Linked DNA regions of Homo sapiens: region 2 is linked to region 1. Evidence: read pairs that join two places in POLR2A ChIA-PET (ENCODE). Cell type or tissue: Panc1. All regions are shown on one strand. Each heading gives the region's core, and the rest is flanking DNA. Links, peaks and the distances in the headings are about the cores only. Region 1 overlaps SLC35F3 (solute carrier family 35 member F3). Region 2 has its middle 27 kb from the start of MIR4671.

Region 1 (15,885 bases), core at 3,601-11,600:
AATATGTGTAACGCATATGATAAACAAAGGGCTAATCTCTGTTAACAATCAACAACTCAATAGAGAAATGAACAAAGGATATAAACAGATACTGCATAGGAAAGGACATTGAAATGACTCAAATACATATGAAAAGATGCTTACTTTCACTCTTACGAGAGAAATGTGAATTAAAACATATTTTTATCTGTCAAATTAACAAATAAATTTTAAAAAGGAGACTTGATAATATGCCATGTTAGCAAAGCTGAAAGAAAACAAGTACTTAATACATTGCCAAGGCAGTACTCACGACACTGATAAACCTTATGTGGAGTAATTTTTATAACAGTACCCATCAAAATCACAAAGGCATATCTGCTTTGACCTGGTAGCTTTACTCCTAGGAATTTACATTAGAGGATGTACAAGCAAGCATGGACGATAAAGTTTGAACATGATATCATTACAGCATTGTTTGTAATTAGCTAAAGATTAGAAACAACCTAAAATATTCAACAATCAGGAACTGGCTAAAGAGATTGTGGTATACAACCTTTGGTAGAATGCTGTTCAGCTGGCCAGGCGCAGTGGCTCACGCCTGTAATCCCAGCACTTTGGGAGGCCAAGGCGGGTGGATCACCTGAGGTCAGGAGTTCGAGACCAGCCTGGCCAATATGATGAAACCCTGTCTCTACTAAAAATACAAAAATTAACTGGGCATAGTGGGGCACACCTGTAATCCCAGCTACTCAGGAGGCTGAGGCAGGAGGATCACTTGAACCCGGGAGGCAGAGGTTGCAGTAAGCCAAAATGGCGCCACCGCACTCCAGCCTGGGCAACAAGAGCAAAAAAACTTCATCTCAAAAAAAATAATAATAATTAAAAAAAAAACAGAATGCTGTTCACCTGTAAATAAAAGGGCTAGTGTTTATGCAATAAGGAAAGATCTCTAAGAAATATTGTTCAGTGAAAAAGCAACCATTTGAATTTAAAAAAAAAAAGGAGAATAGATATTTGTATGGCTTGAATATTCATTTAAAACCTCTAGAAGGATAAACAAGAAAACTAAAAACAGTGGTTTCCTGTTAGTAGGATGGGAAGAGGGCAAATGGTTAAATGCATTATGTTGTCAAAAAGAAGTATATAATTTAAAAAAAACAGCAACAACTAGAAAGAGTGGGGGCAGTTCCAAAAAAATAAGAACCAAGAGCGTCAGTATGACCATCCAGGGTGTTCTCTGATGAGCTCAGTTTTTAAAAGCATGTATAGAAAATGGACAGAGAGGCACATACCCAAGGCTGAATGCCAAATAAGGTCAAGAGCAGCCTCCAGATGAAATAAGCCTTGAACAATGTCAAGGGCAAGGACATTTTTTTTCAGTCATTGTGAGGGAGTATATAACAAGGAAGGTCAATGTCACTGTGAGGGGTAGAGTGAGATGGCAGGATGCTAGCTGGTGACAGACAGAAAGGAGAACCACTTCCCTATTATGACCCTACTGCCTCTCACATGGGGATCCTTTAAGTCCTGCTTGTACTTGGGACTCTGAACTTCATCCATGTCCAAAACCAGGCAAAGGCTGCCCTCCCATGTGGGAAAAATTATTCTCTCGCTTGTGACTCTCTGGATTCATTGACTTCCATGAAGACTGGCCTTGGTTTTCCTTTGGCTTAATGATCTAAGAGTGCCATATTTGGCTTGTCTGTGGGCTGGTTCATTTTTTTATGCCTTTGGCTTCTTCAAAACTTCCCTATGCACTGGCTTTCTATATCCTTAGTAGTGTTCACACTCTTCTCTATTCTCAAAACCCAACCCATCTGGAACTCATTTCAGCCTCAAGCAGTTACATCAGACCTAACAAGTCAACCAAGAAGGCTCCCACCAGGCATTGGGCCTCTTCTTTCCAGAGGTCACCAATGGTGCAGATGTGGGTTTTACTTTTTTGGTGTCAAACCATCGGAGAGAAATGTCACCATCTTCTCCCATCCAAGAATAATAATCTTTAAATAGGGTAAGGACAATGAAGCACAAACGTTATGAAGAAGGAGGTAAAATCTAAGAAAGGAGACAAGATATAAACACACTTAGCCACTTTAAAAAATCTTCAAGTCTTTAGGCCCAAGTTAATTCTATCCCAGGGTAATAAAAAGGCTTGCAAACAGGATTGTAAAAGATACTATAAAGAAAAGGAATTATTTTGGAAGATCATTTCTCAGTTTTCTAAATGGTGAGAAAAAATTCTCTTAACCAAACAGGCATACCACTCACTCTCTGTAAAGTTCACGAATAAATTATTAACCAGTTTGTAAGCACTTAATAAACAAAGGTGTTGCTAGAAGCAAGCATAATTTCTTTATAAAAATATGCCAAATCAGCTGAGAAATCTTTGTCAACATGTTTTAGTTCATCATTGCCAATCTGGAGGGAGACATCCAGATGTTCACCACTGATCCTGACTTATTTAGTACTTTTGTTAGTAACTAAGTTGTACAGATATGACCAAGGTCTTTGTTATTACAAGATAATTTGTTTTGCGTAATTTATTTTTAAATGTCATTGTTAATTAAAAATGTCTGCTCTGTGAAAGAGATTGTTAAGAACATCAAAAAATTAGCCACCAACTGGGAGAAAATATTTACAAAACATCTGATGAAAGACTGATATCTAAAACGTACAGAGAACCCTTAAAACTAAACTACATGAAAACCCAACTCAAAAGTAGGCAAAAGATCAAAAAAGATACCTCACCAAAGATGATATACAGACAGCAAATTAGTATATGAAAAAATAATGTCATGTCATCAGAGAATTGCAGTTTAAAACAACAATGAGATACCACTACACACCTATTAAAATAGCCAAGATCTAGAACACTGACAACACCAAATATTGCTGAGAATGTGGAGCAATAGGAACTCTTCTTATTCATTGCTGGGGAAATGCAAAATAGCACAGCCACTTTAGAAAACAGCTTGGTGTTTTCTTACAGAACTAAACATACCTGTATAAAAGATCCAGCAATTGTGCTTTTTGGTGTTTACCCAAATGAGCTGAAAACTTATATCCACACAAAAACCTGCACACAGATATTTATAGCAGCTTTATTCATAATTGCCAAAAATTGGAAGAACCAAGATGTCCCTTGGAAGACATTGAACAACCTTAAATGCATATTACTAAGTGAAAGAAGCCAGTCTGAAAAGGCTATAGACTGTTTGATTCCAGCTATGTAACATTCTGCAAAAGGCAAAATTATAAAGACAATAAAAATCAGTGATGATTTGAACCCTGGAAGGGTTGGGGATGAAGGGATGAATCAGTGGAGCTTGGGGGATTAAAACACTTAGAGCAGTGAAATAATTCTGTATGATACTGTAATGGTAGATACATAACATTATGCATTTATTTAAAACAAAAACAAACCAAAAACCCTACAAATCCAAAACTGTACAACACAAAGAGTAAGCCCTAATTTAAACTACAGGCTTTAGTTAATAATAAAAAATCATGACTGGTTCATCAATCATAACAAATGTACATCAATGCAAGATATTAATAATGGGGAGGAGGGAGTATATGAGAACTCCCTCTAGTTTCTGCTCATTTTTTCTGTAAACCTAAAACTGCTCTGAAAAATAAAGTCTATTCATAATTTTAATGTCATAAGAGTGGAAAAAACATTTGATTGGAACTTTTGAAAAATGAATCTAAAAATGGTGAAAAGCATTTTCAAAATATAGTTTACCAATGCAATGATGAATTATTAGAATTAATAAAAAGTGAATTAAGTAAATTTTGGGAGTGATGGAAATATTCTATATCTTGACTGTGGCTGAGAAATAGAAATAAAATTCGAAGCTCCCCTGAATGATTGAACAGACCTCCTCTTGGCCAAGAGGACCCCAGAAGAAGCTTGGAAGCTGAATTTTCAGCTATGATGGGATGGTAGGACAAACCTCCTTATATCCTCTCCTTTGCTAACTGTCGTTAGGCTCTTTTGCCTAAGGGCTTGCCAGAAACCAGCCCTTTCAAAAGACTTCATCAGTGATTTCACAGCCTCATGACTCCTCCTCTCTTTTGTGGTTTGACAAAACAACCAACCAGCATTCCTTCACTGACCACGGAGTGGTTCTGGCCAGTCTATGAATGATGTGCATGAGGGTTTTTGTATCCTCTGCTTCACCTTTTGATGTCAGAGAACCAAAAACTCCACCATCAGATTATGCTAATGCCACCATTTGTCTAACATGGGACCCACAAAGGAGCATGAAGCTCAATTGTGCATGTGCACGTTTCTCCTTTTGTAAATATTCGTGACTGCTCCTATTGCTTATTGAATATGTATATTTGGCCACCCCATCCAGCATAAATCCCTGTCTTATTCTTCTGACCCTTGAAGTGCTTGCTCCCAGCTTCCTGGCCAGAGGCTACGCTTCTCAGCCTGTCCCAGTGGCCACGCTTCAGGCTGCAACTGTTTATGAGAAAGCTCTCCTTTCTAAATTTATGAACCTTGTCACTCTTCAGTTGATACAATAATAGTTTCATGGTAATAAAAATTTATCAAAACACATGGATACTTACAACTTAAAACGGGTGCATTTTATTGTATGTAAATTATACTTTAATGAGGTTAATTTTTTAAACTGAGATAAGTAGGTTGGGGATATAATTTTATGACCAAACTATAATAGTGCAACATATTGTCTGTCACCTTATGCTTGACTTTTACTCCATGATCCTGAAGAAAATGATTTTTACATAAATATTCAAGTACTTTGTCAATTTTTCCAGTCTCCTCTAAATCCTTTAATATTCAAGTCATTCTCTTTTAAACCCTCTTTGAAGTTATTATCCTTGTTGAATTTCTCTTCTTTAGTTGTTAATTCTCCTAAATCTGCTGTTTCTAGTTGGTCAGTGGTTTTTTTGTATGATTTGAGTTGTTCTCTTAACATCACTGCCATAGATTACTGATTTGATTTTGTCTTTTTAAGATTTGCCATTTGCTTTGTAACAAATTGCCATGTATTTGCACACAGCAAAAGAAGATGGACAAGGATTTGAATCAAAGGATGGACATAGATGCCAGTGTTGAAAAGGGAAAGATATTTGAGTTGGAAGTACTTCTATATTGCATTATAGCTGGTTCATTAGGGAATAATTTTATGTTAGGGTGAATTTTGCTTTTCTATACAACTTCGTAACTACAGAGACTGCAATAAGAAAGTTGTAAAAGTGCGTTCAAGAAAGAGGATGCATTTTAAAAATCAAATGGTTACATAAAATCAAGCAAAACTAATAGCTAATACAGTGGATGGCCGTATTGAGATTTAAAAACATATTGACAAGGTTGAAATGATCAGCCTAAGCCAGGAAGGGGAGATTTAACAAGCATTCCTTTTATAGGTAATTGCATTTGATAGGTATATGCATTACCTATTTAAGTATAAATGTCCAGTGTAGGTTGGACCTGTGGCTTGTCTGTAGTGCTTACAGGAAACCCTTGGTTTTGTAATCACCTGACAGTGTAATCGCCTGCAGTTCTTGCCCACTGTACAGATAAAGCCAATTCACTGAGATGGTGGTATTGCAGTAGAGAAAGTGTTTAATAATCATATGGTTCACCAAGTGGAAGAAGGGGAGTTAATTACTCAAGTCAGCCTCCCCGAAAGCTTGGAGGCTATCTTCAAGAATAGTTTGGTGGGCAAGGGTTTAGGGAATGGGGAATGCTGATTTGTTGAGTTAAGGATGAAATCATAATGGGGGGTCAAAGCTGTCTTCTTGCACTGAGTCAGTTCCTGGGCGGGAGTTCACAGGACTGGTTGAATTAGTTCCTCAATATGAGTCACAGGTCCAGGTGGACTCCCTCAGTGAACAAATTGGAAAAGTCTGAAAAATACCTCAAACACCAATCTTAGGTTTTACGATAATGATATTACCTGTGGGAGCAATTAGAGAAGTTACAAATATTGTGACTATCCCTACATGACTCCTGAGCAGTAAACAATGACTAGTTATCATTTAACTATGCCTAGGTCTTAGTGGAATTCAGGCCCCTCCCATAATTCTAATCTTGTGACCTTTCATTAGTTTTACAAAGGCAGTTCCATCCTGAACAAGGAGCGAATAGTTTTGGAAAGAGGCTATTATCATCCTTGCTTTAAGGTTAAACTATAAACTAAATTCTTCCCATAGCTATCTTGGCCTATGCCCAGGAATGAGCAAGAGGTTGTGAGGTTAGAAGCAAGATGGAGTCAGCTATGTCAGATTTCTCTCAGATTTCTCTTACTGTCCTAGTTTTGCAAAGGCATTTCAGTTTCAGATCATGTCTGGGTCAGTACAAGCCAACAGTATCAGATAACAACAAAAGAAGCTAATGTCATTCTGTCTGGGTTAATTAAGGTACACCATCCAACTAGTGGAAATAAAAGTCATGCTGTGTTCTACACTGATGCAAACACTTGGAATAGTATGTCCTGTTCTGAGCTCCACCCTCTTAGAAAGGTGTTGATAAGTTATTGAATCCAGAGGAAGGTATATGGGGTATTCGGGGAAAGGGGAGAGTAAAAACCACTTCTTATGAAGAATGGTTGAGAGCAGTGGGAATATTAATCCTGGATGAAGTAAGACTTTGGGAGAGCCTAATAGCTGTCTTCAGACCTTCAAACCAAAAAATAGAGATCTGTAGCATTTTCCTGTTGGACAAGATGACCTCTAAAACTCCTTCTCCCTGGAAGATTCTTATTCCTATTGTGTTAAATCTTCACTTTAAAAGACCTTCTATTCGTACATTCTACTTCTTCCTCCAGTATATTGCATAAGCCTTAAACGAAAACCTATCACTATCATTTGACAGCAAGCTAACAGCTTCCCACCTCCCATTAGCTAATTGAAATCAACAATAATAAGAAAGAAATAGGGTTTTTATTCAATCCAGACGGCCACACACATAACTGAGCTGCTAAGTAGAAAGTTCCAGGATGCTTCTCCAGATGCAGCCTGAGGGGTCCTCCAGTTCCTCTGGGGCAGGGTTGCTCAAACATAAAGAAGCCATCTTATTAGCCAGGCATGGTGGTGTGCGTACCTGTAGTCCCAGCTACTCGGGAGGCTGAGACAGGAAAATTGCTTGAACCCAGGAGGCAGAGGTTGCAGTGAGCGGAGATCGTGCCGCTGCACTCCGGCCTGGGTGACAAAGCGAGACTCCATCTCAAATAATAATAATGATAATAATAATAATAATAATTTATCTCCTGATTTACACTCACACCATTGTTTAGGCAGGGACAGGGTAATTTCTCTAGTGGACTGTTTTTGTTTTCTGGTGGTTGCCTATCTACAGATATCACTATATCTATAGATCCATGAGCTATAGATATCACTATATTCAGTGATATCTTTGTTTTGATGCTCTTCCTTAAAGAGTATAATCACAGCTTCAATATAATAAAATCAAATTCATTCAGACCCCTTTCATTAAGAGTTAATTTTGATAGAGATTAAACTGCCCCTCGTAGTTTTCTGAGCTACTCCTGAACAAGAAGTTTGCTAAGCAAATGGATAGGGTAGGACAGGTGGGGAAAGGGTGTTTAACTTCTACGGCAAAAAAAATGAATAGGTTTTTAAATCTTTTGAAGCTTCCATCTACTTGAAATCAGTTGGCATGATAAGTGAATATTCTCTTTTCTGTACATCACACTCCTTAGTACTGGTTACTATGTCTCAAAACAGTTTTCAGGGTTTAGTGTGTAGAAGAATCACCCAGGAAGCTGGTTAAATGCTGATCCCAAGGCTCAGCCTCTAGACATTCTGCACTTCGTGAAAGGCTGCCATATGGACCCAAAAGCAAAAATATGCCCTTCTCTTCTACTTCATTATGTTCTCACTTAAAAAAAAGAGAAAAAACTACTTGTTTAGACCAAAGAAGTGAAATTTCACATTGTAGTTCAGAAAAGAATTCAGCGATGGCCATCTGGAATTAAGGCAGAAGTCACCTGGGGAGCTTGGGGTTTCTCTATATGAGTTCTGCTCAGGATCCCAGAGAGCCCTCTGGACGGAGATCATGGTCTTCCATACTGGGTCCTCCTTCTTTGAGTTTTGAACGGTAAGACTAGCCTAGGCTGAGGGGTAACATTCTGGGGTCAGGACTTGGGATATGAAATTCAGTTATCTTAATACTATGGACAGCCTGCTTAACTTTGCAGAGCCTCATCTTTTTCATCTATAGAAGGGGGATAACAAACGATCTTAATGTAGTCAGGTTAGTATGAGGCTCAGGTGAGTCATTTCCTGATTAAGCACATGGCACCGGGAGAAACTCCGCATACATAAGTGCCTCACGTCTCCCTCCATTTCCTCCACCAAAGTTACCCAACAGCAAGAACAAGACACTTTACTGCACGGACTTCCTGTGTTCGCCTCCCTCGATTGTAACCTCCAAGTATACACAGAGTTCCCATGAGAGGGAAATAGTTAAACATCAAAACAGGTATGAGCAACTTATGTTTTCTGCTTCACATGAAGCCAAACCTAGAAAAATGGAAGAGTTTAAGGACCGAAATTCTTTTTCCCTTAAAAATGAAAATAATTGTATTAAGTAAAATTTTGGCTAACACAATGCTAAGTGGGGCTTGTTGGTGGCAACCCATCCAGGCTACCTCCCGAGAAAGTGTTACCAGAAAGGAGTCCTGATCCAGACCCCAAGAAAGGGTTCTTGGATCTCATGCAAGAAAGAATTAGAGGTGAGTTTACAGAATAAAGTGAAAGCAAGTTTATTAAGAAAGTAAAGGAATAAAAGAACGGCCACTCCATAGGCAGAGAAGCCCTAAGGGCTGCTGGTTGTTTCTTGATCATATGGTAAACAAGGGGTGGTTTATTTGAGTTTTCTGGGAAAGGGGCAGGGAATTCCTGGAACTGAGGGAATTCCTGGATCTATAACTGATATAGTTATCCTATATCCATATAGAATAACTTCTGGATGTTGCCGTGGCATTTGTAAATGGTAATGGTGCTGGTGGGAGTGTCTTTTGGCATGCTAATGACTTATAATTAGTGTATAATGAGCAGTGAGGATGATCAGCTGTCACTTTTGTCACCATCTTGGTTTTGGCGGGTTTTGGCCGGCTTCTTTATTACATCCTGTTTTATCAGCAGGGTCTTTGTGACCTGTATCTTGTGCCTATCTCATCCTGTGACTAAGAATGCCTAACCTCCTGGGGATGCAGCCCAGCAGGTCTCATTTTACCCACACTCTATTCAAAATGGAGTCACTCTTGTTCAAATGCCTCTGACAAAAGCGGTGTGACAAGCCTGGGATTCCCATAGTGATCATGCTGGTAGGAGTGAGGTGTTATTATTTAGAAACACTATTGCACCCGCTAAGGATATGCATGGATAAGGTGAGTGAGAAAAATGAAAGGGCTTAACTAGTGTCGTACAGCCAGTGAACAGCAGGGCAGAGACTCAAACTTGGGTTTGCAGATGAGAAATCCTTCACCTTTCTATCTCCACAGTATTGACATCTCCCCAGCCTCTAAGGCTCACCCCAGGACAGTTGCCTGGTTGGGTAGGAAGCTGTTGGTGTTCATCTCAACAAATATTTACTGAGCACTTACAATGTGCCATGCTCCATATTAAATGCTGGAGGGTAAAGTGATGACTAAGAAAACCTCAACTTTCAAGGCATTCTATAATGTGCTACAAAGGGGAGGGAGTTACTTTAGGAAAGGGAGAAAGAGTGTGAAGCAATGTGCTAGTAATTATCAGTGAGAAGGATAACGTTGGACTAGCAGGGGGAGAGCCCTGCTGTGGCACTGACTTGCTTGCTGTGCATTTAGGCGAGATATTTCTTCTTGTGAGCCTCTGTTTTCTCACCTGTGAGATAGGGTTAATAGACTGATGTAACAAGCTTGTTTGATATGACTATAAGAAATACTTTGAGAATACATGCATTAATGAAAGCCCTCTCCAGTGCCTGGCATGTGGTTGGCACTCAGGAATGGTGGTGTCTGTCCTGGGAGTGGTGGTTGCAGTGGCTGCTTTAGGATCTGGCTCTTCTTACAGGAGAAAGAAACAGTTCCACTTCCTTCTAGGTAAGCTGTTTTTATTACTCCCTTCCTGGTCCTCCGGAGGGCCGCTGGCATTTGACTTTGGCAGAATTAGGACCTGAGTATGCCAAATGAAGCCTCTCTGGTGCCCATACTATCAGCCTGGATCCTGCAGGTAAGCTGCAAGCTGCAACAGCTTCAGGCACTGGTACAGAATGCGGTTCCGGTTGTGGTCTGAGGGCAGGTGGTGAGACCCTCTGCACCACCAAGTCACAGGCTCTGTTCCCCACTTCTCCTTTCCAGCCCCAAGGTGCGGGTTATTGGAATTCAGCTAGCTTTGGGAAAACAGGACTGTTTGTATTCTAACACAGAGCTGAGTCTCTATTAGGCAAACAGCCCTTTGACTAATGGACTTGGCCTTGGAACAAGAGCAAGCTGCTTACATTCCCAGGTTGCCACAGTTCTGGGCTACAGTTTGTATCCGGAGCAGATATGCCAGTGATCATGTGGCTTTGCATATGGGTACCCTGCTGATGGGATCACACACATAAGTCACATACAAGACTGCTGGTGAAAAAAAAGGAGTTGCTATGTACCTCAGATGACTGATCCTGCTAATCCTGGTCCGGGTGCTACCTGCAGGGGCCAAAACTGAGAAGCTCTGTTTGAGAAAGGGAGAGACTAACAGAAGCATGATGAGAAAAATCTGGGAGTTGGGGACTAGGAGTTAAGGCATATTTAGGTTCTATTTAGGATGGGGAACTTAAAAGAGATATGAATTTTAAAAGAACAAAAATTTTAAAGAGAGCTAAAAGAATGTTAAAGGAGTACAGGAATTTCTGATGAGAATTTTAACTCTTATTAAAATTATTATTTAGTATGCAAAATAAACCCTCTGTTCCACCTCCCTTGTGAAATCTTAGGTAAAATTCATCTTGCTTGCGTCTATATTTATGGGCTTTGTTGACTCGGGAGAGTATGCAACAGCATTTTGAGCCTTGATTTAAGGCTGGGAGGTTCTCAAAATGTGATCCCTGGAGCAAGAACATGAGTACCACCCAGGAGCTTGCTGGAATTGTGGTCTCAGGTCCCACCCCAGACCTGAAACAGAAACTCTGGGGATGAGGCCCAATCCTCTGGGTAATTCTAATGCAGTTGAAGTTTAAGAACCACTGGGGCAGGGTGACATCCTAGAAGCAGCACTTAGAGACAGCCAACACTTGAGATTTACTAGTGTCACCCACGAGAAAGCTAGGACACTTGTGCTCAAGGCTGGCTGACATTAGAATCACCAGGGGAGCTTTTAAGAGTCCAGATGCTGGCCCAGCATGGTGGCTCACGCTTGTAATCCAGCAATTTGGGAGGCCGAGGCGGGCAGATGACCTGAGGTCAGGAGTTCGAGACCAGCCTGGCCAACATGGTGAAGCCCTGTCTCTACTAAAAATACAAAAATTAGCCAGGCATAGTGGCAGGCACCTGTAATCCCAGCTACTCAGGAGGCTGAGGCAGGAGAATCACTTGAACCCAGGAGGCAGAGGTTGCAGTGAGCCAAGATCACACCACTACACTCCAGCCTGGGCGACAGAGCAAAACTCTGTCTTAACAACAACAACAAAAAATGCCATAAATTGGGAGGAAATGTTAGCAATACAGAAATATTAGCAATACAAATAACTGAAAAGGATTAATATCCAAATACCATTCACCACACCCTGAGACTAACCCACCAGGTGTGCACAAGGAACCTTCCACTTGGTGTCTGTTCAAGGACCTCACTCCAGCAGTTGTTCCCACCTTCTGCTGGATCATGTTCATCGCTCATTATAATATGATAGCTCTAAGAATTTAAAAAGTACACCTGGCCAGGTGCCACCTTATTTATCTCTCTGAATCCAGCAAAACTTACCGGAAGAGTAGTCTGTACTCTGTCTCCCTTTCTCTCTTAAACCTACACCACTATGGATGAGCTCTTATCAGAGTCATATGTTGCCAAATCCAGTGACCATTCTTAGTTGTCATCTTACTGTTAATTTTTGTTTTTATTTTTTCATCTCGTTGATAGAGGATCTTGCTCTGTTACCCATGCTGGAGTGGAGTGGCATGATCATAGCTCCATCATTACTACAGCCTCAAACTCTGGGGCGGAAATGATCCTCCAACATCAGCTTCCTGAGTAGCTAGGACTGCAGGCACACACCATCATGCCTGCTAATTTCTAAATTTTTTGTAGAGATGGGGTCTTTCTGTGTTGCACAGGTTGGCTTCAAACTCCTGGGCTCAAGTGATCCTCCCACATCAGCCTCCTGAGTAGCCAGGACTACAGGCATGCTCCTCCATACCTGGCCAGTATTCCTTTTACCTAAGCTAACACTTGAACCCTCCTTATTGTTTACCTGGGACACTGAACTTTTTGTGTCATCTCCCTTCCTCTCTGGCTGTTCCTTCTCAGGCTGCTTTACTGGTTCCTCCGGCCTCCCTGAACTCTGAACAGTCCAGGGCCCCACGCTCAGTCCTTTGTCCTCTCCTCTGCAGTGTCTACGCTTGCTCGCTAGGTGAGCCCCTCCTGTCTCATGTCTCCCTGATGATGACCCCCAGATGCATGCCCTCAGCCTGGACCTCTTTCATGAATTCCAAGACCTATAACCAACAGCCTGTTCAACACCTGCCCTCGAATAGCAAGTAGACATCTCAAATATAACATGTGAAAAATCAAACCCTTCATGTTCTATTCCTCTCACAATCCTCCCCACCTTGAATTACAGCAGCACCATTCTTGCAGTTGCACAGGCCAAAAATCTCAGCATTATTTCTTCTTTTTTTCTTTTTCTTTTTCTTTTTGTTTTTTTGGTAGAGATGGGGTCTTGCTATGTTACACAGGCTGGCCTCAACTCCTGGACTCAAGCGATCCTCCCGCCTCACCCTCCCTGAATGCTGGGATTATAGGTGTGAGCCACTGCATCCAGCCTCAGCATTATTTCTGATGCCTGTCTTTCCCTCATGCCCCTAGCCAAGCCAGCAGGGACCCCTTTTGACTGTACTTCCAGAACATATGTAGAAACTGACCACTTCTCACCAGCCCCACCATGTCCCCCCAAGACGAAGACATCATTCTCTCCCTTGTGTCACAAGGTTAGCCTCCCAAGCGTTCTCCATTCTTCTTTCCTTACCTCCCTGCAGTCTGTTCTCAACACAGAACAGTCCTTGAGACAGAAGCCTCCTGTCACTCCCCTACTCAAACCCCTGTAGTGCCCCCACCACATCACTCAAAATGAAAGCCAGAGTCTATGTACCCCACATGATGGAGGCCCTGATCCTTCTCCTCCCTTCTCAGCTGGGTCTCTGTCCCAGGCTCCACCCACACTCCAGCCTTTCCTCAGGTCCCCTGCCCTTTGTGTTTGCTCTTCCTCCATGGCTCTTCCCATGACGTCTGCAGGCCTCACCCTCTTACTCTGTTCAGGCCTTTGCTCAAATATCACCCCTTCAGGCTTTTCCTGACCCTACAGCTCAGCAGTCCCACTCCCTCTCTCCTGCCCAGCTCTGTTTTTCTCTACAAGGCATAGGAGCATTGACACACTATTTACTCTATATGTGTTTGTTTGCTCTCTGTACTAGGATACATGAGGAGAGGGACTTTGTTTTATTCACTGCTGTATCCCACAACCTAGAGTAGTGCCTGGTGTAGAATGAGCACTCCATTTCTCAAACAACTTAAATATTTTTTAAAGTTCTGCATATTATAAAAAAATACAGTAGAAAATGGGCAAAAGATTTTGACCTGCATGTAGAAAAGACACAAATGGCCAACAAACATGAAAAAAAAATGCTCCACTTATTTAGTAGTCTTGGAACTCCAACTAAAACTAACAGTTTATGCCTTTTGTGCCCACCAGAATGGCAGAACTAACAAAGCAGACAGTATCAGGCGAGGTGAGGATGTGCAAGTTCTGAACCTACATTCATTGTCAGTAGAAGGATAAATATTTACTATTCCTTTTGAAAACACTTTTACATCATATCCATACAGTCTTCCATCATGTAACATTGGGGATACATTCTGAGAAATGTATCCTTAGGGATTTCGTTGTTGTGTGAACATCATATAGTGTACTTACACAAGCCTCGACGGTATAGCCTGCTGCACACCTAGGCTATAATGGGATAGCCTAATTGTTCGTAGGCTGCAAACCTATGCAGCGTGTTACGGTACTGAATACTGTAGACAACTGTAACACAATGGTAAGTATTTTTATATCTAGACATATCTAAACATAGAAAAGGTCCAGTAAAATATGGTATTAACATCTTATGAAACCACCGGTATATATGCAATCCATCATTGACCAAAATGTCCATATGAAGCACATGGTTTTTTTTTTTTTTTTTTTTTTTTATTGATCATTCTTGGGTGTTTCTCGCAGAGGGGGATTTGGCAGGGTCATAGGACAATAGTGGAGGGAAGGTCAGCAGATAAACAAGTGAACAAAGGTCTCTGGTTTTCCTAGGCAGAGGACCCTGCGGCCTTCCGCAGTGTTTGTGTCCCTGGGTACTTAAGATTAGGGAGTGGTGATGACTCTTAAGGAGCATGCTGCCTTCAAGCATCTGTTTAACAAAGCACATCTTGCACCGCCCTTAATCCATTTAACCCTGAGTGGACACAACACATGTTTCAGAGAGCACAGGGTTGGGGATAAGGTCACAGATCAACAGGATCCCAAGGCAGAAGAATTTTTCTTAGTACAGAACAAAATGAAAAGTCTCCCATGTCTACTTCTATCCACACAGACCCGGCAACCATCCGATTTCTCAATTTTTTCCCCACCCTTCCCGCCTTTCTATTCCACAAAACCGCCATTGTCATCATGGCCCATCCCCAATGAGCCGCTGGGCACACCTCCCAGACGGGGTCGTGGCCGGGCAGAGGGGCTCCTCACTTCCCAGTAGGGGCGGCCGGGCAGAAGCGCCCCTCACCTCCCGGATGGGGCGGCTGGCCGGGCGGGGGGCTGACCCCCCCACCTCCCTCCCGGACGGGGCGGCTGGCCGGGCAGAGGGGTCCTCACTTCCCAGTAGGGGCGGCCGGGCAGAGGCACCCCTCACCTCCTGGATGGGGCGGCTGGCCAGGCGGGGGGCTGACCCCCCCACCTCCCTCCCGGACGGGGCGGCTGCCGGGCGGAGACGCTCCTCACTTCCCAGACGGGGTGGCTGCCGGACGGAGGGGCTCCTCACTTCTCAGACGGGGCGGTTGCCAGGCAGAGGGTTTCCTCACTTCTCAGATGGGGCGGCCGGGCAGAGACGCTCCTCACCTCCCAGACAGGGTTGCGCCCAGCAGAGGCGCTCCTCACATCCCAGACAGGGCGGCGGGGCAGAGGTGCTCCCCACATCTCAGACGATGGGCTGCCGGGCAGAGACGCTCCTCACTTCCTAGATGGGATGGCAGCCGGGCAGAGACGCTCCTCACTTCCCTGACTGGGCAGCCAGGCAGAGGGGCTCCTCACATCCCAGACGATGGGCGGCCAAGCAGAGACGCTCCTCACTTCCCAGACGGGGTGGCGGCCGGGCAGAGGCTGCAATCTCGGCTCTTTGGGAGGCCAAGGCAGGCGGCTGGGAGGTGGAGGTTGTAGCGAGCCGAGATCACGCCACTGCACTCCAGCCTGGGCAACATTGAGCACTGAGTGAACCAGACTCCGTCTGCAATCCCGGCACCTCGGGAGGCCGAGGCTGGCGGATCACTCGCGATTAGGAGCTGGAGACCAGCCCGGCCAACACAGCGAAACCCCGTCTCCACCAAAAAAAAACGAAAACCAGTCAGGCGTGGCGGCGCGCGCCTGCAATCGCACGCACTCGGCAGGCTGTCAGGAGAATCAGG
Region 2 (15,885 bases), core at 3,977-11,976, 73 kb after region 1:
TCACCCACACCTAGAGCGTCTACACTCCATGCACCACACGTACCACTTGACACATGGGCTCTAAACCTGGAGAATCTCGTTATCCAGAGCAGAGAGCTCCCCTACCCCATGTGTCCAGGCATGTCTGGGAGGGGGCAGCTGGGGCAGCAGGATGCTGGGCTAGTTACCTCCACTACCCTGTTGAGGCTCCAAATCCCAGGGAGACAAACAGATATTTCCTTTGTAAGCCAGGACACGAAAAAGTGGGGAAGCCCTGCCTTAGGGTAGATTCATCTTATTCTCCCATTGGGCAAAAATGACCATGAAAACCCAAAAGAGTTGAGAACATGGACTCAAAGGGATATGTGCACACCCACATTCGTGGCAACACTATTCACAACCAAAAGTGGAAGCGGCCCAAGTGCCCATTGACAGAAGAATGGATGAAAAAAATGTGGCATGGCCATACAGTGGAATATTATTCCACTTTAAAAAGAAAGAAAATCTGAGCCAGGTGTAGTGGCTCACACCCATAATCCCAGCACTTTGGGAGGTGGAGGCAGGAGGGTCCCTTGAAGCCAAGAGTTCCAGACAAGCATGAGCAACATAGTGAGTCCCTCTCTTTACAAAAATAAAAATTCAAAAATTAGCTACGCATGGTGGTGCATGCCTGTACCCCTGGTTATTCGGGAGGCAAGAGGATCCTTTGAGCCCAAGCGTTCTAGTCTGCAATGAGCTATGATCACACGAGTGCACTCCAGCCTGGGCAACAAGGCAAGACCCTGTCTCAAAAAAAAGAGGAAAAGAGGAAGAAGAAAGAAGAAGAAGAGGAAGAAGAAGAAGAAGAAGAAGAAGAAGAAGAAGAAGAAGAAGAAGAAGAAGAAGAAGAGGAAGAGGAAGAGGAAGAGGAAGAAGAAAGAAGAAGAAGAAGAAGAGGAAGAGGAAGGAGCAGGAGGAGGATGGAGGATGGAGGATGGAGGATGGAGGGGGAAGGGGGAAAGAATTCTGACACATGCTACAATATGTTGAATCTTGAAGACACTGCTGGGTGACATAAGCCAGTCACAAAAGGACAAATGCTGTCTGATTCCACTTATATGAGGTTCCTGGAGTAGTCAAACTCATAGAGACAGAAGTAGAATGCTGGTTGCCAGTGGCTGGGGAGAGGGGAAATGGAGAGTTATTGTTTAGTGGGCATATAGTTTCAGTTTGCAAAGATGAAAAAAACCTGGTAGCGATTGTTGAACAATGTGAACGTACTTAATGCCACAGAACTGTACGCTTAAAAATAGTTTAAATGGTAAATTTTATGGCACGCGCATTTTATCGAAATTTTTAAAGGGACTATGAAGGGTAACGTGTATGAAATAAAATGGTTAGAACTCTCTTGCGGTCCTTTCGATACATTCTAAACCTGAGTTGGGGTTGCGGGAGGGGTAGGTTGAGAGATTTCTTTCCAGAAAGAAAACAGCCACAACCACAACACCTCCACTCCCCACCGCGCCAGAAGGTGGCCAGCACGGGGATGCGCTGCGGCAAACCTAGGAGGGACCCAAAAGCAGAAAATCCTAGAAAAGAGTTCCTGCGGATGGAACAGCGGGGCGGCTCTGAGATGCAGTCTGTGTCCCCGCTCAGCTGGGGAATTGTCTGCCCTCTAGAGGCGGGTCTGGGTAGCAATTAAAGAATGTTTCTCTGGGCTCCTTTAAAGAGGAAAAGTGAAGCCAAGACGGAGGGTACAAGAGAGGAGACCAGGACTTCCGTCTGCTGCTGATGAAAGAGGCAAAAAGCTCTGGGAAATCTCTGCTCTCTCCTTTCTTTCAGAATGTGATCGTTTGGAGCTAGAGGGCATGAAGTGACCTGCTGGCCGCCTTGCCACACCAAGTCAGAGCCGTCCCTAAGAACCCACACCTGCCGTACAGACCCTGAGCTCCTGCTCCTCTTGAGCCTTCAAGGATAGAGTTAGGCAGGAGGAATTCATGGCCAGAGACTTACTACCCCATAGAACAGATGTGTTTCTAAATCTAGCCAAGGTTGCATAACATGGAATTCTTTATCTTCAATTTTGAAAACAAATGGTTTGTCCTAAAATTAGAATGTGGTGGTGGTTGCACCATTCTGTGAATATACTAAAACTCAATACACTGCATAATTAGATGAGTGAATTTTATGATGTGTGAATTATATCTCAATAAAGCAGTTTAATTAATAAATGGTTGCCCCACAAGCTGATTTTTTTTTTTTTAAGAGATAGGGTCTCACTGTCGCCCAGGCTGGAGTGCAGTGGCACTATCTCGGCTTGCTGCAGCCTCAACCTCCTGGGCTCAGGCAATCTGCCTCCCTCAGCCTCCCAAGTAGCTGGAACCATAGGCATGCGCCACCACACCTGGCTAATTTTTTTATTTTTTTAGAGACAAGGTCTTGCTATGTCGCCCAGGCTGGTCTCAAACTCCTGCACTCAAGTGATCTTCCTCCTTGGCCTCCCAAAGCTCTGGGATCACAGGTGTGAGCCATCGAGCCCAACCTCCACAAAATGATTTAAAATTTCTTTATGGAAATCTCATAAGCACAGAGGACATTTGTTGGGTTGTTTGTGTTCTTGACTGCCCAGCGCCTGATCCCTCTTTGAAATAGCACCTTGCTCTTGCTGTGGAAGCTGAAGGGAACAGAATCTCCATTTCGGATCCTCCCACAGCACAGGAGAGGCGAGGAGGGTGTGAACTGGACTTGGCTCTGAAGCAAGATGCCAGACCCCAAAGAACAGCCGAGAAGGTGGTGCTGACTGGCCAGCTCCTGAGGGCCCTGCGGGGCCTCTGGCCTCTTCCCACCATAAAGGTCCATGGTTCCGGCCCTTTTGCAAACAGATCCTTTGGACTCACAAAGTCCCAACAGGCCTTCCAATCAATTCTCTTTTGTCGAAGACAGCAGGACACCATTTCTGTCGATTGAGTCCAAGAACTCTGAACAATATATGTGAGAGAACTGGGATGTTCAAAGAAAAGCTGAGCATTTGTTTATTTGAGGTTTGTTTGTGTGTTTTAACTTTCTGGTACACTTCTTGAAACTGGGCTTATTATGGCCTAGCAGGACTCCTAGGTCAAACTGCTTTAAAGAATGGGTAAGAATAGCTTATAAGAAATGCATCAATGATATATACATAAGGAGAGCTTAAAAGCTCCTCAGTGCTCTTAAAATATTTTAAAATAATTTTTTAAAAAATAATATTGTCTCTTCCATATATTTTTGTGCACTCAGCATTGCCAAATTCTTGAGAACATCTTTTTCTTAAGTTAAAATAGTGGTAAACCAGCTGGTAAATTTCCTCCAAATTATCAAAAACTTTGGAGTTACTAGAATTATAGGAAATGAGATTTAATGTAAAGACAACTTAATGTGTTAAAAGTTTTAGCTCAAGCCTTTTTTTCTGTCTCTTACTGAAAAAGGTACATGCTTCCTGTAGAATATTGAGAAATACCTATAAACACACAATCTAGTAGTTGTCATTGTAACTGCAGGAGGGGTAGCAGTAGCCTGTGAGGATATGACAGGGGGGCGATCCCTCTGAGAAGGCCTTGAGGGGGCTCTCAGGCACGCTCTCTGGGAGAGAGGTAAGGGCAGGGAATGCCCGTGGGAAGCTAAGTGTACACACCTGCTTAGCTCTACACCTGCTCTTCTATCCCCACAGAAAAGACACTAAGGAGAGGCTCTTGCCAGAAGAAAAACATTAGAGGAAATTACAAACCTCCAGAAGGAAATTCCAGAAATCCCCGGAGTTTATTTCTTATTGGGAATAGAAGAGCATTTGGCCACCTAAGCCTTTTAATTTGTTCAGAATTTGTGGTATGCATGTCATAGGGGGATCTCAGAGGCTAGGGAGAGACAGCCACTGGAACCGCTGTTTCTAAGACCCTCTTCCTACCCGCCCACGGAAGTGGGAATGGGGATGGAAGGCCGCACCAGAGAACACTGGCTGAGACATGACTCAGGGACCCACACTCCTCCTCCCTGCACCTCTCCCATCTTCAACGTGCAGCTTTGCAGTGGCGAGCCAGAGAAGCAAGACGAGGAGGTGGCTCACATCACTGCTGCTCAGACTGGGAAGTGTTTGAACCCTGAGGGTTTGTTTAAACTTCCAGGCCAGTCTCCACACAGCAAGAGTGGGACCATATGGGGGTTAAAAAAAGAAACCCGGTCGGGCGCAGTGGCTCACACCTATAATCCCAGAACTTTGGGAGGCCGAGGCAGGTGGATCATTTGAGGCTAGGAGTTCGAGACCAGCCCGGCCAACATGGTGAAACTCCGTCTTTACTAAAAATACAAAAATTAGCCAGGTATGGTGGTGGGTGCCTGTAATCCCAGCTACTCGGGAGGCTGAGACAGGAGAATCGTTTGAACTCGGGAGGCAGAGGTTGCAGTGAGCCAAGATCATGCCACTGCACTCCAGTCTGGGTGACAGAGTGAGACCCTGTCTCAAAAAAAATAAAACAAAGTAAAATAAAAAAAGAAACCCAGCTGGATGCAGTGGCTCATGCCTGTAATCCCAACAATTTGGGAGGCAGAGGTGGGTGGATCACTTGAGCTCGAGTTCAAGACCAGCCTGGGCAGCATGGTGAAACCCCGTCTCAATAAATAAATAAATAAAAGAAAACCTATCCGTGCATCACAGTGGTGCTCTTTTTTTAATTTATACCTGTTTATCAAGGATTAGAGTATAACTTTTTAAACTAATTTTATTTTGTCCTCAGACCACTCTCTTTTGGCATCTTCATTGATGGGAACTGTAAACCCTGTCACACCAACTAGATATAGCTATTCCCCCAGTGCTCCTGCTTTCCCTCTGTTATCTGCTTTCATTCACATGGTGAAAAATTGAATTTCCGGCATGTCTTCCTTGTGGGGAGGCTGAGAGTCTAGCACCTTTTTAGGATTTTGCAATTATGTGTGCAGTGTCGGTAGCTTGCTGTATGGTCCTGTCCCGTATGTTGAATTTCCTCAAAGATACCATGTGTGCGTATGTGTGTGCGTTTGCCACATTTACTGTGTTGTTTTTGATTAGTATCTCTTTCCCACCAATTAGACTATTGCTATTTGTTTAAATAAATGATCCCTGTAAACTAATCACCATACAATAATCACTACCTCTTTTAAATGATATCATTTAGAAACAGACATATAATCATCAAGGTGCAATCTGGCGACTTTCTTCATTCCCCTATTGCAAGAGTTACCTCTTCCTCTTTTTTTTTTTTTTTTTTTTTTCTGAGACGGAGACTCGCTCTGTCGCCCAGGCTGGAGTGCAGTGGCACAATCTCGGCTCACTGCAAGCTCTGCCTCCTGGGTTCACGCCATTCTCCTCCCTCAGCCTCCAGAGTAGGTGGGACTACAGGTGCCCGCCACAACACCCGGCTAATTTTTTGTATTTTTAGTAGAGACAGGGTTTCACCGTGTTAGCCAGGATGGTCTTGATCTCCTGACCTCATGATCCGCCCGCCTCGGCCTCCCAAAGTGCTGGGATTACAGGCGTGAGCCACGGCGCCCCGCCAAGAGTTACCTCTTAGGTTGACCATGGTGTTTTTCTCCAAAGCTTAATTTAAAAAATTCAAATCTTACCACTAGCACCACCTTAAAGTCCAAAGTACATTTGGACATTTAACTGCCCCCCCAGATTTGACTGTCCCAAGGCCATTATTACATCACAGGTTCTATGGGTTACTTTTATCTAAATTTTATCTCAATTTTCTGATAGCATTTAATTTCCTTTTTAGCTGAGAGAAAGTGCTTTCACACAGCCAGACAAAGTCCCGTCAGCTCCCCATGGACTCAATGACTCACCTCTCATCCTCTGAAGCGTTCACTGTGGGTCATGCACACTTGTCCATATTTCTAAATCCTAGGTCGACAAATAATGTACGCAGCCACCCTCACTCCCTGAACAATCAGAAATGGAGGTTTGGCCAGGCACATGGCTCATGCCTGTAATCCCAACACTTTGGGAGGCCAAGGAAGGTCCAGGAGATTGAGGCTGCAGTGAGCTAAGATTGTGCCACTGCACTCTAGCCTGGCAACAGAGTGAAACTCTGAGAAAGAAAGAGAAAGAGAACAGTGCATAGTCTTTTCATTTAGAATGAATTTTCACACCAAAAATATATCATTTGATCTCACACCTGGATGAATTCAGCACACACTGATGCCCACTTTATCATCTATGTGTTTCTAGAAGTTAGTCTCTTTTCCTTAGTTGATAATCTTTGTTTTCAAATTCTTAAAAATAGAAATCTCTCCAGATTCAGGTGCAGTGGTATGACAGAACAGTGCAATGGTTAATAAAATGAAATTTGCAAGCAGATAGAACTGGATTCAAAGCCCAGCTCTACCATTTATAGTTTTATCTCCTTGGTCAAGTCACTTGACATCTCTGAGTCTCAGTTTTCTCACCTGTAATATGAGGCTAATAATCAACTCTGCCATACAAGGTTGTCAAAGTAAAACAAAGTCATACATATAGAAGCTTAGCACAATCTCTAGACATAAGTAGTTGCTCAATCAGTGATAGCATTTACATCATCATCACCAGCATCATCATCACGGCAGGGCTGCCAAGCTTGAGCAAGAGCGTGTCAGCCAGGGTTGTGGCTGTATTTCTCTGGTTCTCATTCTACAATATCTCTCCCACTCTCCCTGTTTCCCCCTCTCCCAGTCTCTCCTTTGTCTACTCCCATCACATGGGGGTGTCCATCCCTTTCCATCCAAGGCCACATTCACCCTCATTTTCATGCAGTTTTGTGTCTTTAATTTTTACCTCTTTGAAAATCACTTTCAAATCTTCTCTGCCAAACTTCAAATCTGAGTTTTTCACTATCTTCCAGACATTCCTCCCAATGTATCCTAGCAACCCCTCCATCTTAACATGTCCAAAACTAAACACACAATTATCTCACTCAAAAACCTATTCCTCCTTCTTAACCTATTGATGTGAATTGGCATCATGATTATCTTATTTTCCCAAGCATAAAATCTTAATACTGGTCTTTAACTTCTTCCTTACTCCTACACTAGCAATCACTGTGCCATACACTCCAAGGCAGTTTCATTATAACTGCAAAGCATCTCTAGAAGCCTCTCCTCTACCACCACCCTACTTTATACCCCAGGACACACCACCTAGGGCATAGTCAGTCTCCTGATCATTCTCTACACCCTGTTGAGCTGGGATTGCTTCACTTTCTTATGCAAAGATCTTGAGTAGCTTCCTGTACTTTATTAAATAAACCTTCATTCCCTACCCTGGACTCAAGGCCCTCCATAATTTGGCAGTTGGTGACCTTTCCAACTCATGTGTCACTGCAACTACCACTGTCTCCTGCCCTCCAACCACATAGGACTGTTCACTATTTCTCTAATATATCCTATCCTCTCTTGTCCTGGTAACATGGTTTATTCCACATGGGATCCTTCCTCCCCTTCCCTCTCTTTCTGCCTAACCAAACCCTACATGTCCTGAAATATCTACTATACATGTTTCCTCCTTAATGAAACTTCCTCATTCTCCCCACAAGAATTAATATTCCTACTTGGTGACACTCCCCACTGCCACAATTTCTCTGTCTCTTCTGCCTTACACTAGAGTGAAGACTTACCTCCCCTTCTAGATGTAAATATCCTTGAAAGGAAAAGAAAATCTTGCTTTGTGCTTCTTATTCTATTTCCCTAGGCACACAGCAGAATCCCATACAAACAGTAAAATATAAATGTTTATTGACTTTTTTAAACTTTCAAAATAATTAAACATAATTTGTAACAGAGTTGTAGTCCTGTCAACTCTCCCTGACAGTGAAAAGTGAGCTGCTTAGGTATCAGCCATGGCCCATGATCAACCATCATAGAATCCTCCCAGGATCCTGTCAAATCATGATTCAGGTTACCTATCACATCCAGAATGATCCTAGTATTTTGCCCCAAAATACTAAGATTCATGAAAGTGTTATCAAACGGCCAAGAATAGAGATGGTCCTTTTTAATGTGAACTCTGTATCCTCAGACTTCCAGAAACCAGGCCAAGAATAGAGATGGTCCTATTTAATGTGAGCTCTGTATCCTCAGACTTCCAGAAACCAGCACATGGGTTCAGTTTCCCCATTTTCTATGGAAATCCTTGTCACACCTGTTGTCTATGTTGAATATTGCAAGGGGCCTGTTTGGTGTTTGAGTTTGCACTAGGGGCCCAGGAAAGACTGAATATAAAATGGTCCTTCCTAGATGGGCACGGTGGCTCACGCCTGTAATCCTAGCACTTTGGGAGGCCAAGGTGGGTGGATCACTTGAGCCCAGGAGTTCGAGACCAGCCTGGGCAACATTGTGAAACCCCGTCTCTACAAAAAATACAAAAATTAGGTGGGTGTGGTGGTATGCCCCTGTGGTCCCAGCTATTCAAAAGGCTAAGATGGGAGGATCACTGGAGTCCAGGAGGTGGAAGTTGCAGTAACCTGAGATTGTACCACTGCACTCCAGCCTGGGTGACAGAGTGAGACTCTATCTCGGAAAAAAAAAAAAAAAAAAAAAAAAAAATCCTTCGTGAAATAGAGGGATATGTCTTGGCCCCTGATGTAACCAAAAACTCAGATTCTGGGAAAGGCCTTTTTTGTTAAATTTCCTTCAATATCTCTGAGTCAATTCAATTATTTCCCCAATAAAGACACCAAAGCTCTATCAAAAAAAAAAAAAAATTCCCTGCACAACCCAAGCTCTGACTCTTAAACTGTCTGTGCGCAAGCCTTTAGGGCAAGTCTATTGAGAGCTAAAAGCCCTCTGCATTGGATTCAATGTTGAGTCTTGGCAAAATCTTTATTAGCCATCCTAGGCCAAGGCAACTTCAACCACTCCTGCCCTGAGTAACTCTAATTTTCCTCCCCTGGTTCTTGATCCACCACATGAAGTAAATTTTCTTGAACATTAAGCATTTGCAAGTATAAAACAAAGAACACTTTAAATTGGAAATTTAAAATTCAAAAGTGAAACAGACAAAAAAGTGGAGCAATGTGTATAAGAGTTCACCAAACTCAGGAAATAAATTGAAGGAAAAACAAGATCATCTCAGAAATGTGGACTTTGTAAAGTACCTAGGGATAACTGCTTTGACTGAAATTATAGAAATTTAAGTAGAAGAATGAGAAAAATCAAGAGAATTAAAATAAATAGATGATAAAAAGGAGCAAAAAGAAAAAAAGTCTTTAGCTGTTTAACTTTAGCAAAGAAAATCCAACATTTTCAACAGATAAAACTTTGAAGTCCCCTACAAGGAAAACAAAGCAATGGAGCATCGTATTTAAATTAGTAATCCCAAAAAAATGTGTGAAAAAAAGAAGACCTGAGTCTATATAGAAAATATATAGGAAAGATTGAAAATATGACTGAGAAAACTGAACCAGAATGGTCAAACCCAAAATATACTCCTAGTAAAACCATTAGATTTTAAGAAATGGGAAAAATTTTCTCTCAGACTCCATCAAAGATCAAGCCACTTAAAAAGTTAAAAAAAAAAAAAAAAGAAAAAAATCAGGTTGGCATTTGCTAGCCCAATAGCAACATAAAAAGCAAGATAGCAATGGAGAAATAGTTTCTAAAACTCAAGAGAAGAAAAGGGTGAGGCAAGGATGCTATTTATGTCCCGCCAACTGTCCTAGAAGTATCATGCTATAGAGGAGGAGTCACAAATTTTTTTCTGTAAAGGACCGGAGAGTAAATATTTTAGGCTTTGCAAACCATGCAGTTTCTGTCACAATTATTCAGCTCTGCTGTTGTAGTGCAAAAGTCACCAAAGACAAGACAACTACACAAATGGAGGAGAGTGGCTATGTTCCAATTAAACTTATTTATTAAAAACTTCTAGTAGGCTACAGGGACAAGTAGGCCATGGGACAAGGTTTGTTGACCCCGTGGGTAGACTGTTGGGCTTGGCAATTGTATACCTTATTCATGCAAAGAATAAAAAATGGATTGTTCCACAAAAGCTACTTCTATCACTTACAGTGCTGCTTAAGCCATCCTGAAGTCTGAATGTAGATTATGGCTGACTGGGTTACCTACATTCACACATCATCATGAACCATTTAAAAATGAATAATCACAAATAGAATACAACATACCATGTCTATACTCAACTTTCTGGCTTTGAGCATTTGTGGCTCTTCTGCTCAGCCATCCTGCCTGCACTCCCACCCCTACTTGCACCATTTGGTCTGCACCCCAGCCCCCAGCATTCTTCACCACTCAGAAAGGTCAGGTCCTTCCAGAGCTTTGGGGTTCTCAGACAGCAGAATAAAGGCCTTGGACACTCACCCATCCACTGCTGTAAGCCGAGATGCTCACCAAGATTGACATGTTTATTCAATGTTTATTTAGCCCTTTTCTTGTGTTAAGCATAATGCTAGAGGTGAAAATTTAAAAATCACAGAATACAGCTTTCAAGAAGCATGCACTAGACTGCCATCTGCAAAATGGTGAATTAGGCATTTCATTCCTCAAAAGAAATGTAGAAAAACAAGAAGGAACTGTTGACACCAACTTTGTCAGAACTCTGGAAAACAGTCAAAAGTTTTCAGCAACCAAGTGAGCACTGAATAAAGAAAAAGGCATTTCAAAATGGCAGGAAAGTTTTATGATAATTTTACTTACCCTTTTCCAACGCCCTCCCCAGCATAGCAGTACTTAAAGGAGCAGCATCCTTTGTTCCTGCAGAGAAACCCTGGTCCCTGACTCCAGAGAGAGCAGAGTAGACCTTATTCACTAATTATTGTATATATCCATTTTAACTTGCCTGGGGACTATGTAAAAGAATGATGGAAGGCACTCATCTCTGTTTTTCTTAACTCAGAACTCAGGCTAAAAGAGTGATGAGCATTACCAAAAACACTGAAGAATGAACTAACAACCTGGGACAAAAAATTATAGTTGAAACATACATCTGACTGTATGGCACAAAAGATTAGAGAGTAAACATATATCACATTGCCTAAAGCAAAAGCTGGGCTGAGTTTTGTTGGGAATGTAGAATATTCAAAACCAGCCATGTATACTAGGGAATTTAGAAAGCCACGTGCAAGCCTACAACAGAACACATGCTCATAAAAGCCCTATACTTTAACATTGGGTCTTCTCACTAAGGCCCTAAACTTCAACCTAGGGCTGAGCTCTGAGCTCAGTGCAAGCTTAGCTAAATGTTGAAGGAGGGCACTGGCACAGATCCAATCTGCGAAGACTATAAGAGGTATTGTTCTCTCTCTTGCTTTTTGAATGTTTGTTTTATTCGTTGTTTTTGTGTTTAGCTGTCAAAAATTTTTTTTTAATGGATCCAAAAAAATCTCTGTCAAAAAACTAGTTGAACACAAGCTAAGGAACAGAGACTTCAGTGACCACACATGACAAGGAATATAGTGTTTGCAATAGTATTTTGGGAAAGTCACTAGATAAATAGACTACTACAGCTTTCAACAATCAAAAACAAACAGAGGAAAAACACAGAAAACCCTGGGGAAGGGAGACAGTCTGATTTCTGGAGTTATACATTATGATACACAAATGTCCACTTTTTGAAAAAAAAAATCACAAGAACAAGAAAGATATGACCAATTCAAAAGAAACAAAATAAATCAACAAAAACTGTCCTCAAGAAACTCCGAACATCCTACTTACTAAATAAAAACTTCAGAACAACTGTGTTAAGGATGCTCAATAAGCTAAAGGAAAACACAGAAAACTAAGTCAGTAACACTGTGTATGAACAAAATGTGAATATCAATAAAAAGATGTAAATTATAAAGAGGAAAGAACTGAAATTCTGAAGCTGAAAAGTATAATCACTAAAAAGAAAATTTTACTAGAGGAGTTCGGCAGCAGATTTAAGCAGAGGCATCAGCAAACATGAAGATAGGACAATTGAATTGTCAAGTTTGAGGAGCAGAAAGAAAAAAGATTAAAGAAAAATTAACGTAGTCTAAGGGACCTGTGGGATGCCATCAAGTAGACAAAAATACACATAGTGGGAATCAAAAGAAAAAGAGATAGCAGCAGCTATAAATATTCTTTAAAGAAATTATGACTGAAAACTCCCCAGATTTGAAGACAAGAATCTAAAATCCAAAGCAGTTAATGAACTTCAAGTACAATAAACTTAAAGAGACCCACACTGACAAACATTATAATCAGCTGTCAAGAGCAAATGATAAAGAGAATCTTGAAAGAGACAAGAGAGAAATGACATGTCACATACAAAGAATTCTCAATAACATAACAGCTGATTTCTCATCAGAAACAGTGGAGGCTAGAAGACAGTGGGATGACAAAAATCAAAAATTCCTCCCTTAAAATGAGGGAGAAATTAAGACATTCCTAGCTAAACAAATGCTGAGATAGTTTGTTACCTGTACACCTGCCCTGCGAGAAATGCTAAATGGACTTCTTCAGGTTGAAATGGAAACATGCTAGACAATAACTTGAAGGCATATGAAGAAATAAAGATCTCTGATAAGGATAAATACATAGGCAAATATAAAAGCAATCATTGTATTTTTGGCTTGTAACTTCACTTTCTATTTTCTACATGATTTGAAAGACAAATACATAAAAATTATAAATTTATGCTATTGGACACACAATGTGTAAAGATACAAGTTGAGACCAAAAAAATAAAATAAAATATAGAGGAGGATACCCTGGTGGTCTATTGGTTATGGAAGAAAAGGAAAAAAAGAAAAAAGTAAGAAAGAGGGGGAAGGTGGAATTATACGAAGGAGAGTTTGAGTATGCTATCTGAAGTTAAGTTGATATCAATTCAAAATATATTTTTATAAATTTATGATGTTAAATGTAATATCCATGGTAAACAAAGAAAATATAGAATATGTACAAAAGAAAATAAGGGAATAAAAATGGTTTACTATAAAAAAAATCAACTCAATAAAATAGAATTCAGTGCTGAAAGAAATAAAACAGCAAACAAAACGGTGGAGGACATAGAGAAAACAACAAAACGGCAGAAACAAGTGCTTCCTCTTTTTTTTTTCCTTTTTTTTTTTTTTTTTTTGAGACAGAGTCTCTGTCACCCAGGCTGAAGTGCAGTGGCACTATCTCTGCTCACTGCAACCTCCACCTCCCAGGTTCAAGTGATTCTTGTGCCTTAGCCTCCCAAGTAGCTGGGACTACAGGCACCTGCCACCAGTGCCAGGCTAATTTTTGTAATTTTTGGTAGAGATGGAGTTTTGCCATATTGCTCAGTCTGGTCTTGAACTCCTGAGCTCAAGTGATCCGCCCACCTTGGCCTCTCAAAGTGCTGGGATTACAGGCGTGAGCCACCACACCCAGCCAGAAACAAGTACTTCCTAGCCAGTAATTACTTTAAATGTAAACAGATTAAGCTCTCCAAAAAAGAAAAAAAGAGGCAAATTCACAGAATGAATTTTTTGATTTAAAAAAACCTGTGATCCATCTATCTGTCTACAAGAGACTCACTTTAGATCACCAAACACAAATAGATTGAAAGTTAAAAAAATGGGAAAAAATATTCCATACAAAGAGTAGTCAAAAGAAAGCTAGGGTGGCTATACTATCAGACAAAATAGTCTTTTAAGTAAAAAAATGTTAGAAGAGACAAAGAAGGACAATATATATTGATAGAAAGGTTAATTCATCAAGAAAGTATAACAATTATAAAGATATATACACCAAACAATATGTCCCCAAAAACATTTGAAGCAAATATTCATGGAATTGAAGAAATAAATATACATACAAGAATACTACAATAATAGTAGTAGACTTCAATACATCATCTTCAATGATACATAGAACATCTAGGCAGAAGATCAATAAAAATATAGAAGACTTGAATAACACTATTCACCAACTAGACCTAACAAATATATTAAAACATTCCACCCAACAATAGCAGAATACATATTATTCTAACATGCTTGTGAAACACTCTCCAGGGTAGACCATATAGTAGGCCACAAAACAAGTTTCAATAAATTTTAAAAGATTGAAATTATCCAAACTATTCTTTCCAACCACAATGGAATGAAACTAGAAATCAATAACAGAAGGAAAACTGGAAAATTCACAAATTTGTGGAAATTAAACAACACACATTTAAACAACCAATGAGTCAAAGAAAAAAATACAATTGAAATTAGAGAATTACTGATTCAATAATAAGAATTACTAATTCAGAAAGTCTTCAAAATACAAGATCAAGACACAAAAATAAATTATATTTCCATACACCTTCAGTGAACAATCCAAACTGGAAATTGAGAAGGCAATTCCATTTACAATAGCCATCTGAAAGAATAAAATACCTAGGAATAAATTTAACCAAGGTAGTGAAGGACTTGCACAATGAAAACTACAAAACATTGCTGAAAGAAATCACAGGAGAACTAAATAAATAGAAAGATGTCCAATGTTTATGCTTAGGAAGACTTAATATTGTTAAGATGTCAGCATTATGCAATGCAATCTACAGATTCAATTGAATCCCTAGTAAAATGTCAACAGCCTTTTCTGTAGCAGTGGAAAAGCTGATCCTCAAATTCACATTGGACTACAAGAGGCCCAAATAGCCAAAACAATCTTGAAAAACAAGAACAAAGTAAAAGGATTCACAATTTCAGATTTCAAAGTTTAATACAAAGCTATAGTAATCAAAACAGTGTGGTACTGGCATACAGATAAACAGATAAACCAATGGAATACAATTGAGAGCCAGAAATAAGCCTATACAACTATGGTTGATTAATTTTTGGCAAGGGTGCCAAGCCCACTCAATGGCAAAAAAGCAGTCTCTCAGACAAATTGTATTAGGACAACTGGATTTTCATATGCATTAAGGAAGGCAGTTCAAACCCTACCTTATGCCATATAAAAAATTTAATTCAAAACAGCTCAAGAGAAAACCCTACACATGTGAACAAAAACCTTAAAACTCTTAGAAGAAAGAAGTAAATCTTCATGACCTTGGATTTGGCAATGGAATCTCAGATGATGTCAATAACATGAGCAACAAAAGAAAAAATAGATAAGTTGGATTTTATCAAAATTTAAAACATTTGTGCATCAAAAGATATGATCAAGAAAATAAAAATACATCCTAGAGAATGGGGGAAATATTTTCAAATCATATATTTGGTAAGAGCTTAGTATCCAGAATATGTAAAGAGCTCTTAAAACTCAACAACATAAAGACAAACAATTCAAAAATGAGCAAAGAACTTGAATAGACATTTTCTAATGAAGAGGTATAAATGGTAAATAAGCATAGGAGGAGAGGGCTCAACATCCTCAGTCATTAGGGAAATGAAAATCAGAATGAAATACCAATTCATATTTACTAGGATGGCTATAATAACCATGTTTTAAACATAGAAAATAACAAATATGGGTGAGGATATGAAAAAATTGGAGCACTTGTAAATTGCTGACGGGAATGTAACATGATGCAGCCACTGTGGAAGAGCATTGAACTTTGTCAAAAAGCTAAACACAGAATTACAATATGACCTAGCAATTCCACTCCTAAATGTGTACCCAGAAGAACTGAAAACAGGAATTCAAACAGATACTTCTACACCAATTTCATCGAAGCATTATTCACAATAGCCAAAAAGTAGGAACAATCTCAGTGTTCATCAACAGAAGAATGAATAAATCAAATGTGATATATCCACACAATGGAATATTATTCAACCATAAAAAAGGGATGAAGTTCTAATACATACTACAACACAATGCATCTTGAAGACATCATGCTAGGTGACATATTGTCTGATTCCACTTATGGAAGTAACTAGAATGTGAGATACCCCTGGACTTTCTGTCATAGTGACTGAAAGGAGATTAAAGGTTACCAGGACCCTG

What was found. Peaks named below come from ENCODE experiments on the same cell type or tissue, not always from the same donor. Only the 100,000 strongest peaks of a DNase experiment are listed, where the experiment ranks them.
Region 2: POLR2A ChIA-PET joins it to region 1 with 11 read pairs; 2 of 35 experiments call an interaction of 5 or more read pairs at or near these places.

Annotation. Positions count from the first base shown.
Region 1 is chr1:234,252,486-234,268,370 of GRCh38, forward strand. All of the region lies in intron 3 of SLC35F3 (solute carrier family 35 member F3), which reads left to right. Among named protein-coding and RNA genes, the nearest start is that of SLC35F3-AS1, 13 kb to the right of the region's middle. In Panc1, for the core only: no CTCF peak of the experiment used is centred there; DNase peaks (open chromatin) are centred at 8,336 and 10,417.
Region 2 is chr1:234,325,167-234,341,051 of GRCh38, forward strand. No RefSeq gene overlaps it. Among named protein-coding and RNA genes, the nearest start is that of MIR4671, 27 kb to the left of the region's middle. RefSeq lists an enhancer at 1,416-1,585. In Panc1, for the core only: no CTCF peak of the experiment used is centred there; no DNase peak of the experiment used is centred there.